Linked DNA regions of Homo sapiens: region 1 is linked to region 2. Evidence: chromatin loops called from intact Hi-C (ENCODE). Cell type or tissue: Calu3. All regions are shown on one strand.

Region 1 (2,500 bases), 160 kb before region 2:
AGCTAAAAATGGAATAGACCAAAAGTAAGTCCTGAAACTATAAAACTCCTCAAAGAAACTATAGAGGAAAAGCTTCATGACATTGGATTTGGCAGTGATTTCTTGGATATCACAACAAATGTGCAGACAACCAAAGCAAAAATGGACAAGTGGGACTATACCAAACTTTAAAAAGTAGGAAAGGAAACAATTGATACAGTAAAACAGCAATCTATGGAAGTGGAGAAAATATTTGCAAACCATATATCTGTTAAGGGATTAACATCCAGAATGTATAAAAATTCTTACAACTCAATAACAAAAACCCCCAAGTACCCCAATTTTTAAAATGGGTAAAGAACTTGAATACATATTTCTCCAAAGAAGATATACAAATGGCCAACAGGTATATGAAAATGTGCTCAATATCAAGGTGCTCAACATCACTAATCATTAAGGAATGCAAGTCAAAACCACAATAAGAGCCCGGGCATGGTGATGCATGCCTGTAATCCCAGCTACTAGGGAGACTGAGGCAGGAGAATCGCTTGAACCCAAAAGGTGGAGGTTGAAGTGAGCCAAGATCGTGCCACTGCACTCCAGCCTGGGCAACAAGAGCGAAAACTCCCTCTCAAAAACAAAAAAACAAAACAAAAAAAAACCCCACAATAAGATATTACTTCATACCTGTTAAGATGGCCACTATAAACACACACACACACACACACCCCAAAAAAACCCAGAAAATAAAAACCGCTGGTGAGAATGGGGAGAAATAGGAACCTGTGCACTGTTAGTGGGAATGTGAAATGGTGCAGCTGCTATGGAAAACAGTATGCAGTTTCCTTAAAAAATTAAAAAATATAATTATCATATGATCCAGCAATTCTACTTCTGGGTATATAACCAAAAGAACATAAAGCAGACTCTCAAAGAGTCTAGTTTCCACCCAGTAGGTGGAGCTGACACATGGGTATTGATTAGAAGTCTATAAAAAGAGCAGTCCTAACCCCTGTCCTGTGCAGCCAGGCAGATAGCCCATCCCCTGACCCCACTGGAGATGGGAGGCTTATTCCCTGGAGAAATTAAACCAAGGAAACTTCAGACTTTGAGACACAGACACATTAAAGAATATGGGTGAAGAACAAGGCTGAAAACAGGAGTATTAGAAGAGTCTACATTCTGTATAGTGAGTCTCCGGCTCTCTTTCCCAGAACTCTCGTATTTATAACCCCACACAGGAGGTATCTGAGATACCTTCTACTCTCTTACCCCAAGTAACCAATTTACCATCAACTTCCAGTGAATTTCACCTCTACAATATCTCTCTAATTCATTTCTTCCAGCACCTGCTATTGTGAGCTAGTCTCAATTCTCATCAGGACAATTGTAGTAGTATCCAGGCTTGTTCTCCTCCTGTCCATTCTTCATTTATGGGTAGAGCCAAATCTACTTATGTCACCTGGGCCCTGTTTAGCACCTTTTAATGGCTTCCCATTGTTTTTTTATTTTTAGTTATTTATTTTGAGACAGAGTCTCGCCCTTGTCACCCAGGCTGGAGTACAATGGCCCGATCTCGGCTCACTGCAACCTCCGCCTCCCGGGTTCAAGAGATTCTCCTGCCTCACCCTCCCGAGTATCTGGGATTACAGGTGCCTGCCACCATGCCCAGATAATTTTTGTATTTTTAGTAGAGATGGGGTTTCACCATGTTGGCCAGCTGGTCTTGAACTCCTGACTTCAGGTGATATGCCCACCTCAGCCTCCCAAAGTGCTGGGATTACAGGCATGAGCCACTGTGCGCAGCCTGTTTTTTATTTTTACAATTTATTTATTTATATTTAAAAAGATGCCATGTGACACTAACCCATTGTTTTTTAAATATTCTCTTGAGTATACTAAATTGACACATATCATCTGTAAATAATAATTTTGTAAGTTCCTTCATGTAACTCTTATTTCCTTTTACTTTATTGGGTAAAACTTCCAGAACAATGTAATGAATTGTGGTCATGGCATGTATTCTTTTTTTTGTTTCTGATTTTAATATGGATGTCTGTTGTGGTTTGCTATTATATATTACATTTTGCTAATAATTTCAATTAAATGCTCTCAGTTTACTAACTTTTAGAATCAGAAACAAATGTTGAATTTTATCACTCTATTTTCAGCATGTATTATAATTATTTATATTTTTTCTTCTTAGCATAATAATAAAATTCACTTAACCAGCATTTACTAAGCAGATGGTGCCAGGCACTGTCCTCTGCACTGGAGGTAACAGAAATCAACAAGAAAGTCAAAGCCTGTGTCCTTCCCTGGCAGAGGGTGGAAGGGCAGAAGGAACGAACTTCCTCCCTCAAGCCCTTTTTTTTATAAGGGCACCTAGTCCTATACAGGGGGTGCCACCCTCATGGCTTAATCACCTCCTGAAGGCCTCACCTATTAATATTGTTAAATTGGGCATTAAGTTTCAACATGGATTTTGGAGAGGACACAAACACTCAAACCACAGCAAGTA
Region 2 (2,500 bases):
GTGTAACTATGTTATATAGAAACCATCTTGCGAATTGGTTTGTGTGGGTGGTTTTTAAATTTAGTTTTTAATTTTTTTAGTATGTAATCGTACTCTTTCAGGATTATCTAAAGCACTTATTGTAATTGGTTGTTTACTTTTCTGCCTCCCCCACCACATTGAGTGGGGAAATAAAACCAAATGAGTATTTGGAATCTAGTATGATCCACCCAATAGTGAAAGCTACCAGGATGGGAATGATTCCTGGAGAATACTGGGGAAACTTGTAGAGTGTATGACAATTTAGCAAGATGTATAAGGATGAGGAGGAATTCCAAAAGCAGGTGGATGGGGGAGCTCCAAGAGGGGAGTTTCCAGCTGAGTGCAAGTTGTAGACCATTTACTGTAGCAACATCTTAGAGTAGAAGGCTGGATGGTAGAAGAGGAGCTGCAGAGATAAGCAGAGGTAGCTAGCACACAGTTATGAGAAGTTGGCTGGAGAATGAGATTTGGCAAGTGCTCCATGTAATGAAGATTTGTTTAAAGAAAAGATGTGATAGAAAAGGGCTGAGTTTTAAACTCCCCAAGTTTAAGAAGGTTTGAAGTTTTTAAACTTTAAAAGTGGCCAGGGAGGGAGCCAATAGAGTAAAAGTATAATGGTGAGGGTTATGCTGGATGCAAGAAATTAGTGTTTCACTAAAGAAGAATGTTCAGTTGTGTCAGATGTCACAGAGAGGTGTAGAAACATAAAAAGTGCAAGGAATCCTTCAGATTTGGTAAAGAATTGCCACTGGTAAATTTGTCCAGAACAATTTCAATGGGGCCAGAAAACTCTGGATTGTGAAGTACTCAGAGATGAGAACATGCAGGCAGTGATTTTATTTTAGAAGAATTATTTATCTGTCTTTGCCTTTCATTTAAAGGCACTTTCTCAAAGTTCAGGTTCCTGACTCTATGATATAATTATTTATAGACTGCCTTTCTGAAAATAGTTCTATATGGGTTAATTTTGTTAATATTAGTATGTTGACAAAAGAAAACATAAAGGTCGATATGATTATTTTCAAACTGAGAAGCTGCTGTACCAAAGCTAGTTTATAAAATTAGATTTTGTATTTATGGACTTACTCATCTACTATGTTACAGTAGTCTTTGTTTTGTGAAACTCCAAGGAAATATTTTCTACACATTTCAGGTTAAGAAAGAAAAACATGCGTTTATTTTGTCTTAAACATGAAATAATGTTTTAAGCATTCTAAAAAGTACTTACAAATGGATTAAACACATTGGCGTTCTTTATAGTTTTACTCTGGTTCTTTTTTTTGTGACTTGTTATTCATAGTCTTTGCAATGCCGCCCTCTAGTGATCGATTTCCAAAAATGCATTAATTAACTTGTAAGCCTGTTACAGTCTTTCTCTTTTGACTCTACTGATCCTTTGCCACAGCCTTTGTTTGGTGTTCTCTTTTATTGCTCTTCCATTAGTTATTCTTATTCTCCTTTAATGGCATTAGGGAAAGATCAGAAGTTTCAGGAGCAAAAAAAAAAAAAAAAAATACATATATATACACATTTGACTATGAATCCTTAAAACTTGTCCATTTACCAGTCTGGGCATAGGGCAAGTTACCTGTCCAGAGTTCTTACTGGGAATGAATGAGAATGTCTTTTTGTGGCACCTGACACAGACAGCAAAGAGCAGGCATTCAACATATACCAGCTGTCTCTTCCACCCTCTTCTCCCCAACATTGCTGAGAGTAGGGATCAGTACTGTTTTTTTTTTTTTTAAACCTGTCCCTTCTCCTCTTATATAACATCTCAATTTGTTGTAATTACCTGTTTACTTGTTTGTGTTCTATAACTTCTAGAGGTCAGGTATCATGTTTGGCTTGTACATATTTGTATCTGGTATTTAGCAGAGGCCAGTACACACAGGGTCCTCATTGGATATATATTTGTTGAATGAGTAAATGAATTAATGGATGCCAGTTTTTAATAAGAACCCCAGACTGTGTTACCGACATTTCTGTTGATTGATTGATTATGCAGATTGTAAATGGGTAATATATGATATAATTAGATTTTACCCATGACCTTTCATAGAGGTATTTATTTCATGACTTTTTCAGTTTATTCTATAGTTATTGGTCTTCTCAGGTTTTGGATAATATGATAATTTGTGTTTTCCTTAAGAATTGTCTGTTTTGTTCAGTTTAAAAAAATTATTAGCAAACACTTATGTATAGAATTTTCTTATGATATTTGACTTCCATATGTGACAAAACCCCCTTTATCATTACATTTATGTTATGTCTTGTGTTGTCTGTTTTTAGATTGTAATTAGATTGGAGGTATATATGTATTTTATTGTTTTTTTAAAGCAATGGCCCTTTGAATTTTATTCTTCTGCTTGCTAACTGAAAAAATAATTTTACCTGTTTTTTTTGTCTTCCAGGTTTTTCTAACAACTTAGTACTTCCATTTTTCTTTTTGTGCAAAAGCTTTTATTACTCTAAATTT

What was found. A loop is a pair of places that touch in the nucleus more often than their neighbours do. Peaks named below come from ENCODE experiments on the same cell type or tissue, not always from the same donor. Only the 100,000 strongest peaks of a DNase experiment are listed, where the experiment ranks them.
Region 1: it touches region 2 in a loop (17-fold over the local background); 12 of 110 quality-filtered maps call a loop at or near these places.

Annotation. Positions count from the first base shown.
Region 1 is chr20:13,897,255-13,899,754 of GRCh38, forward strand. The region is part of intron 5 of SEL1L2 (SEL1L2 adaptor subunit of SYVN1 ubiquitin ligase); the gene reads right to left. Among named protein-coding and RNA genes, the nearest start is that of SEL1L2, 92 kb to the right of the region's middle. In Calu3, a CTCF peak has its summit at 1,000; no DNase peak of the experiment used is centred here.
Region 2 is chr20:14,053,991-14,056,490 of GRCh38, forward strand. The region is part of intron 2 of MACROD2 (mono-ADP ribosylhydrolase 2); the gene reads left to right. Among named protein-coding and RNA genes, the nearest start is that of MACROD2, 60 kb to the left of the region's middle. In Calu3, no CTCF peak of the experiment used is centred here; a DNase peak (open chromatin) is centred at 1,341.